Linked DNA regions of Homo sapiens: region 1 is linked to region 2. Evidence: chromatin contacts called from ENCODE Hi-C or POLR2A ChIA-PET data. All regions are on one chromosome and are shown on one strand. Each heading gives the region's core, a stretch centred on a gene start or an enhancer-like site at or near the end of the contact. The rest is flanking DNA. Distances are from core to core; before and after follow the strand shown.

What was found. Hi-C counts contacts between places; a loop is a spot of excess contacts on that map. ChIA-PET counts read pairs that join two places held with the same protein, here RNA polymerase II (POLR2A). Pooled maps may share reads with other maps.
Region 1: a map of CD14-positive monocyte shows a loop between it and region 2 (2.8-fold over the local background). The contact joins two enhancer-like sites. A Hi-C loop is called at or near these places in 4 of 168 maps with a recorded cell type or tissue (CD14-positive monocyte, mucosa of descending colon and naive thymus-derived CD4-positive, alpha-beta T cell) and 9 of 50 pooled maps. POLR2A ChIA-PET finds 5 or more read pairs at or near these places in 9 of 52 experiments (CD4-positive, alpha-beta memory T cell, T-cell, activated CD4-positive, alpha-beta T cell and 4 more).

The regions. Positions count from the first base shown.
Region 1 is chr3:31,230,576-31,234,895 of GRCh38, reverse strand. No RefSeq gene overlaps it. Among named protein-coding and RNA genes, the nearest start is that of MIR466, 71 kb to the right of the region's middle. Within about 2 kb of position 2,360, at least 7 of the 41 ENCODE cell types and tissues checked have a DNase peak (open chromatin) inside an H3K27ac peak, as active enhancers do; they include CD14-positive monocyte, where a contact is called at or near this core.
Region 2 is chr3:31,262,729-31,267,228 of GRCh38, reverse strand. No RefSeq gene overlaps it. Among named protein-coding and RNA genes, the nearest start is that of MIR466, 100 kb to the right of the region's middle. Within about 2 kb of position 1,413, at least 2 of the 41 ENCODE cell types and tissues checked have a DNase peak (open chromatin) inside an H3K27ac peak, as active enhancers do; they include CD14-positive monocyte, where a contact is called at or near this core.

The DNA.
Region 1 (4,320 bases), core at 1,111-3,610, 33 kb after region 2:
CAAGTCTAGCACTGTCTGCATTATATTATCCTCTTTCTTTAAATGATAAGTAACTGCCTCTAGTTCTCCCCTTTGATGCTGAAGTGAATTGACTCAGAAATGTTAAAATATGCACAACAATTCTTGATTAAATGCTCACTATACCCCACGTACTGTGCTAAATGCATCACAGCCAGAATATCATCTAATCCTCACCCAACTCTACTAGGTAAGTATCTGTGTCTTTCTTTAGAGATGAAACAAACTGAGGTTCAGAGAGGTTAATAACTTGCCCAAGGACACACAGAGTTCAAGCATTCAACTGCAATTCTATACTGCTAGCCTCAGAAAATACTAGTGACTGAGAGCCAGCAATACCACTGCACAAGGCAGAGGACTGCTTTTTCATGGTTGGATAGAAGAAAGGGGAAGCTGCCTCTGGCCTCTGGAATCAAGGGTTGCTTCACTTCAGCTTACTGCACTGACCGAGAGTTTATTTCTATAATTTCAAGAGGAGAGTTGTAAACCCAGTGCGGTGGAGGTTGCTGGGGATACAGTAGAGGAGCAATGGAACGTTTCATAAGTGCATGGTAGAACATGCATGGCTCTCACGCTCCTGCCCTAGTCCTGCCGCCTGCTGCGTGTGAAGTGTCCCCTCCCACTGCATTGCCCCCTTGTGAGGCAGGTACAGCTGGGAGCTAGACTCTTATGCTTGCCACATCACCTCTGACTTTAGCTGTGGCTGGGGTGCACAGTTCAGAGCCCAGCTTTGTGCTTCCTGCCCAGAGTGTCTGGCTTCCAGCACATATCTTATATTTCTGCTTTCTGTCCCAGGGATTCCCTGATACCAGGGATGCCTGAGGGAGCTCAGAAGACCCATACATCATTGGAGAGGGGGCAGAAGAACTCTGGGGAAATGCTCTTTCACCTCTCCTTGTGAGAGCACAGTGGCAACCCCCACAATAAACCTTTATTTTGTCTTTTTTTTTTTCTGTTGCTGTACCCCATTCTTTGCTCCTTGGGATCACCTTAGAAATAACCTACCTGCATCTAGATTCTTGTCTCAGGTCATGCTATTGGGAGGAACTCAAACTAAGAAAACATATTTCTTTTCTAACAGCCTTTATGGTGTCATTCACACGTTATGTCTTCTAAACAGGGTGGCCAAATTGTGTGGTAATTATGGTCTGCATTTGAATTCTGGCTTCTGTGAGATCTTGAACAAGTTACATAACTTCTCTGAACCTCAGTGTCTTATTTGCAAAAGGAGAATTGAAGTAATACCTTCTTCACTGTGTATTTTTGTTGTTGTTGTTGTTGAGATGGAGTCTCGCTCTGTCTCTCAGGTTGGAGTGCAGTGGCGCGATCTCGGCTCACTGCAAGCTCCGCCTCTCGGGTTCAGGCCATTCTCCTGCCTCAGCCTCCGGAGCAGCTGGGACTACAGGCACCCGCCACCAAGCCCGGCTAATTTTTTGTATTTTTAGTAGAGACGGGTTTCCCCATGTTAGCCAGGATGGTCTCGATCTCCTGACCTCGTGATCCGCCCGCCTTGGCCTCCCAAAGTGCTGGGACTACAGGCGTGAGCCACCGCACCTGGCCAAATTTTATGTGTGTTAAATGCATGGGGCAGTGTCTAGTGTTCAGTAAATGCCAGTGTTGGTCCAGTTACTGTCTACTATGGTAATAAACACAGGTTTTGGAGTGGGAGGGGTTTGTCTGCATCCAGTGTCATTTACTTGGTGTCCTGTAGCCTTTGGTAAGTTTCCTTTCTTTGTCTCCCTTATGTATACAACGAGGCTAATAAGACTGGCTACATCATGGGGTGTAAGAGTTAGCTAATACATAGTCTGGTGCATAATAGCAGGATTTCAGTATTAAATGTAGCTGTTATTGAAATAACAGTTTCTAGTTGGATTTAATGGCTTCCTCCTCTGTAATCTTTTCATACTTCCTCATATAACTTCTAATGGAGTTACTGCGCACTTCCCTGTCTCTCCCCCAAGACTATGAGCTTCTTAAGGGAAGGGGTTATGAGTCATTTCTCCCTGAAGCATCTGGTATTGTACCATGACTTTCAGGCAAGACGATTAAAGACAGTTTTAGTAGAGAGTCAGAAGAAGCGCTTTTGGGAAGCACTCTAGTTTGGCTACCTCAGTGAATAAGAAAACTGTAGTTCCAGAGTTCCAGAAACATTAACTGAGCACTGGCAAATGCCATTGACAGGGCAGGCAGAAGGCAAATGAGAAGTAGCTGAGAGGAACTGGCCTCATTCGGCTAGTGGCTTAAGGCGGTCTTGGTTAAAGAGGCTTTTCCTGGAGAGGCAACAGGGTTGTGGAAGCGGAAGTGCTAGCCACTAGTGTTGGTGAAAGTCAGATGCATCTTCTAGGAAGCACTTAAGGCTTTTCAGAGGCAGGATTGTCAGCTCAACCATGGCTTTCCCTGAAAAAGAGACCGAGGGCATGCAGGGGAGCTGGAGGGGGGCCTCTGTGTGACACCTGGGCATGGGGCTGTCCTGGCCGTGAGGGGTGGGGTGAGGGCGGAGGGTCAGAGGAAGCTCTCTCTAACCTTATTTCCCTTTAGTTTCTCATGGGACTACACCCTCAACATCAAGTCAGATGAGGGCAAACATGCCCTGGAGAGAGGAAATCACAGAATTTGGTTGTGTGGCTGAAGAGGGTAGTACAAGGGTGGAGAGGGACAGCAGCGTGGACTGGCAGGTAGCAGAGAGCTGGGTCTGCAGAAGAACTTCGGCATCTGCTCGGGGCTGACAAGAGGAGTTGGCTTCTTTGCTATCTGTCCTGCATAGCTGACCAGCAGGCCAAACTTACTGCAGCTTGTGGCTGGAGTGTTAGCCCTGATTTGCCTCAAGGATTCCAAGGGAGATTCATTTCCTCCTATTTTCTCTTGGGCCTCCATTCCCCTCAACACAAACCTTCTCAGCTAATCCCTCTGTGCTGGCTTCAGAAGAAACTGAGAGATTGGTGGCAAGGAGGGTTGGAAGCCAGAGGTGGTTTCTCCAAGTTGGGGATTGTGGTGTTTGAGGCATTGCCTTCCGTCTTTGGGGCAGACTGGGAACTTTGGTAGGGGGTAGCTGAGAACTGCTGCTCTACTTCATCTCTGATCATAGTGGAAACACAGGGATGGGACGTGGCTAAGGGGTCATCTTATCCAGACACCTATGCAATGCAGGATTCCACTTAATGGCTTCTTGTACAATGACTTAAGGCTCACTCCCTCTGGAAATTATCTTGGCTGAATATTTCCACCCTGCCCCCCCTCCCTCCAACAACTCTTTTCAGTTTCTTCTTACCCATCTGGCCACTCCTTAGTTTCCCCCCAATTTCCTTTTGCATGTTGGTGTTGCTGGATCTTTGTCCTTGGTCTTCCCACTGACTTCAACTGCCTCTTACAGATCCATGACCTCCAGTTCTATAGTGCCAGTCCTGATTACTCTGTTCCCTGGATGTCCTTTATGCCTCCAAACATGGCACAGCCAAAACTCCTCCCCCAGATGTTCCTCTTCTGAATTCCCCAGCTCAGTGAATGGAGTCATTTTTCACCCAGTTTGCCTAGTCCAAAATCTGGGTGCAATCAGCTACTCTCTTAAATACCGCCCCGCCTCCCCCCCACCCCCCACTGACCCCACCGCTGCCCCCTGACCCTCACCCCCAATAGTCTCACACACTCCCCAGCACCTCCACAGATACATGTCACCAGATGTGCTGATTAATTTCCAGGTGCCCTCCAGGCCCATCTCCCTCCTTGTCCTCCCTGCTCTGTGCCCCAGGAGGCTGACTTCTGGGCTGCGTCATCCAGGATCTATTGCCCTCCTGTTCTGGGTTGGGTTCTGTCAATGGGAGGTCCTGGGAAGATAAATAAGTTGATGCATTTATTATTCCTGCCCCTTCCCTACTGGGCTGTGGTTTGGCAGTGACTGCATTTCTTCCCCTAAGGTCTTGGCTCCTGTGAGCCTGCCCTCTCCCAGGAGTTCAGTCCTTTCTAAGTTCCAATAACCACTGCCTCCCCTTGCCCCTTCAGGTCTAGGGCTGGTAACAGCTTCCTGCTGTTGTTAGTGCTTCTGTGTGATTGTCCCTTTTGGTGCTTGTAACCCTGCCTACACTTTTCTGTGTATTGTCCCTTTAGTAAACTTTCTGCAGCTATATCTTTAAGCACCCTGGATGTTTCTTGCTAGGATGCTGCCAGATATATCAGGTCATGACATTACTATCTCCTTCATCTTCTTCAACTCTAACTTTGACTATTTAAAAAACAGGAAACTGGTTTTCTAAAACGAAATCACAAACAGTTCCAGGCAATAGTTCCAGCCACATGCCTCATTAT
Region 2 (4,500 bases), core at 164-2,663:
GGAGTAACAATACCAAATCTTGGTGAGGATATAAAGTAGACCTCTCAGACATTGCTGGTAGGTGTGCCCATTGGTAAAACTGCTTGTACCAATGAAAGCATTTGGAGGTATACTAAAGCTGCACATGTGCCTATTCTATGGCTTAGCACTTCCATTCTTTATATCCACTTGAAGACATGTATAAGACTGTTCATATCACCATTATTCATAATAGCCAAAACAGGAAAACAACTCAAATATCTATTAACATATAATGGATAAACAAATTGAGGTAAATTTACACATTACACATCAACAAGAAAAAACAAATTATTGCTATACACAGTTTGGATGAATCTCACAAATATAATGTTGAGCAAATTAAACCATATTCAAGGGAGCATTTATTTTACGGTTTCATTATATGAAGTTCAAACAAGCAAAAGTAATCAATGGTGATAGAAATAAGACCAGTGGTTACTTTTAGGAATAGTGTTGATTAGGAGGGGCCTGGGAGAACCTTAAGGAATGCTAGAGATGATCTATGTTTCAACTTAAGTGGTAGTTGCACATGTATAAACATATGTAAAACTTTACTGAGATTTACATTTCAGATTTGTGCTTATTAATATGTCAATTAAATATGTCAGTCAAAAACGAAAAAAAGTTAAACCCCATTTGGCTCTAAATTACTGTGAATTAGACCCTACTAGTGTTTTCTGGGGAAAGGAGACTTGCCTGTGTCTTTCCATTACATTGTGAGCTCCTTGAGGGACGGTAGGGACTATTTAATTTTATTGCTGAATCCACAATGTCTAGGGGCACTACATGTCTGTTCATTAACTTTACTAAATGTTTAGGACCTGGTGAGCACCCAGATTGAGGTGAAGTTAATGACATTTGACATATTTCTTCCTTTTACAAAATGAGTAGTTTTTATTTCTCAAGTCGTGTTCCTTCTTACGGCCTTTAGAAAAGGGTGGAGCTGCTCAATGGACTCTTCCTCTTATAAATAGTAAAGAGGAACTAAGGATTAACACTACCCTTCCACTGGAGGCAGTGTATTATGTCAGAAGAATATGGGCTTTAGAATCAAACAAATTAGGGGCAGACTCCTAGCCCCACCACTCCCAGCTTTGTCTAAAATGAGTTTAATGATATTTATATGACAGGGTTATGATATGCGTTAAATTTCTAATTTTGAGAAAGCAGTTGGTATAATGTGCCTAGCATGTAGTAGGTGCTTAGTTAATACTAATCTTGTCATTCTTTTGTTGTCTTATTTTCCAGAATCAGATTTGAGATGCTAGCCTGCAAAAATGTCACTTCCTGGCATTTTTGCCACGTAGTCTAACATCTCAAATCTGATTATGGAAAATAATACCAGGAAGTGATATTTTGTTTTTATTGTTGAGTCATAGCAACCTCCCAATTTCAGAGCGGACACTTCCACTGTAGCTATTGTATCTAGCTTTAAGTTCAGTGGACACTTCCACTCTGAAATTCTGCTCATTATCTTGCCTGCATAAGACAGAAAACAATTCCCAATTGTCCTGTGAGAATTACCAAAACTCTTAACAGAGGACAAAGAATCCCTTCAAGGTAATGATGAGGGTAAGGAAGTCTGACAGTAAAATTATTTCTATATCTCTTCATGTATTTCCTCAGAGCTTTTATATCTGCCCACTTTAAAAGTTACTCCAAATCATTTACTGGACACTTTGGGGGCAGTGCATTAACTAAAATCAAGTGCATAGAACATGTTCCAAATCCATCAAGATGAAAAGATATAAATCTACACCTGTGCCAGCTGAGCTTCAAAATCCTTTCCCCATGATTTCCTCATATCTCCCCAAAGATCAATGGTAAGTTGTTAAAATGAAATCAGATAGAAGGAATGGGCTCCTAGTTTTAATTCGAGGGGAAAAGGAAACGTTAAACCATATGTAATTATGAGGTCAATTGCCCTGAGTTTGGACGTTTTTATAATACTAATGAAGGTTAAAGAGGCTGGGTTATGGAGATTCAAGAAAATGAGAATCTCACGTTAATGGTTCTTGGGGACTACTCAGTTTTGCTCAGGCCCAGAAGTAGAAGAATAAAATAAGATGTGACAACCTGTGAAGGTTGTTGAGCAATGTAATGTTCTTAACTTGTATAGTCTTAACTCCTGTCAAATTTTTTTCTTAGCCAACAATTGCATAGACAAATATTTTCTAAACTCTTCCTTATGGAAAATGTGCCCTACCTGTTTCTGTGAAACCAGCATCCCATGCACAAGGAAGTTTGGGCATCCCAGCACACCTTGTCTACTTCTTGGAGATTTAGATTTACAAACATGCAATAAAGAAATTTTCTTTGTTGCTAAATCAGCGTTTCTCTGAATGATTTGAATCCCAGAGTCCTATTTTAAGAGTAATGGCCCACGGAATACAGTGTGGAAAATGTTGACATATACAGGCTGTCAGTGACTGAAACCTAAAACTAAAAGTATCCTTCCTCGCAAATGTCAGTATTATACTTGGTTTTCCAGAGCTTTTTAGAATCTGTTCAATTAAGATTGTAAACTAGTACAATTTACACTCAATATGTTATCTCTAGAACTTAAAGTCTATCATCAATTCCATATGAAACTTACTATATTTTCTCTATTTATTTTAATAAAGCCTAATATCCTAAATTCAATTATGTAAAAAAAAGTAAGGTTGAAATTTGCAATCTTATGTTCACTGAAAGTATTCTCTTATTAGCATAGGTTCCTATGCCTATTTCATATGTTTAGGTCCAGGTCGGTGTACACGTGTCTTTTCCAGAGTATATAATTCTTTTTGTTCTGATTTCTCATATGGTCTCTTCCACTGTGGATGGCCCAACATAGTAACAAGATTATGGCTTTAGAGTGGGACTGATGGTTTGAATTCAAGCTCTAAGCCAAGTTACTCCAACCCTCTTGGCCTCAATGCTCCCATTTTTAAAGTCTGGGTACTAAAATTTACCTTGCACAGTTGTAAGGATTCAATGAGATTTTCTCTGTCTCTCTGTCAGTTTGACATCATTCTCCATGGCACACAATTGTTGAATACATGTTGGTTCCACTCCCTTCTGTAGTTGGAGTTGATGACCTTTTAAATGTGTCTGTTCCTTTCATTTTAATGATCTAATACCACACAAACACACACTGAATCAACGTTTGCTTTTGCTAAAAACAGCCATTACTGAGTACATATTGCTTGATATGTAACTGACAAAGAGTAGCTTAGATTTGTTTTCTGCCCTTAGTATTTTTTATAATTTTGTGGCTATAACTTACAAAAGTCATCTTGGTCCTAAAATTGTAGGTCACTATTAAATGTCATGCTTATCTACTTCAAGTTGCCTTATAATTGTCACCTGTGGCTATTGTTTTCTCCATCTCCTATGCTGACGATGCAAATGGTGGAGCTTGTTTCAATTTTCTGAGGTAAAAATGAAAATTTGAGGAAGGAGCATAGTCGTCACACTTAAAATTACAAGCTGCCACTTGAAGGGACAATACTGATGCCCACTGGGGGTTTGTTCTTTCCCAGTCATCTCTTCAGGGGACAGACCCAGACTGTAGCCAAGGCTTGGTTACCAAGTAAATTGATTTAAAATAAGTTTTCAATAATGAATTAAAATTTGACTGAGTTATTTGCCTGCTTTTTAAATTGGGGAAGACTAAAATGCATGCATGTTCTATAGAACATCTGACTCAAAACTTTGAAGACTAGGGAAAAGTGAAGTGTGTGTGTATGTGTGTTTGAGACATGAGGAAGAATGAATGTATATGTGAGTATATGTGTTTTTACACATTGAGAAAGACAGGAAAATTTATTTAGGGTGAAATGTGAGTTTACTAGTTTGGCTTAAAACATTATTGGACAATAAATAAAGGCTTTCAAACTCTTCCAATTTTCCAGTTAGGGTCTGTCTTTCAGAAGGCAGGGAAATGCCATGATTTTTCAAAATTGGAATCTCTATGGTAGGAATTTGTTAATATATGACATTTTCTTCAGAAATATCCAATGTTGACAGTATAAATCTAGTCTTAGATAAAGGTTTTGTTTTGTTTTCTTCTAGACCAGCACCTAATGTTCTATTGTGTACTCTGAAGATTATAGCTGCTATTATTTTCTAAGCTGGCTACTTTCATACCCAAGAACCTGCCATCCAAGAAGACCTGGACATTTGCAGTACTTACCTATTGAGAAATTATCAATAGAGTTGATTTTTATTTTTATTGAAATTTTTATTTCAATAGCTTTAGGGGTAAAAGTGGCTTCTGGTTACATGGATGAATTGTTAGTGGTGAAGTCTGGGTGATAGAGTTTTCTTAAAATTTACTTTGTAATTATCATGTCTTCAGGGATGAAGAAAGGAAAGCAAATATTGTATGAACTGTAAGAACTGTTACAGGAAAGCCACCCTGAATGGATCACTCTTGACTTGATTATAAGAATATATTTGTCAATGTAGGAGAAAATCTTAGTGGCTGAGGAAACT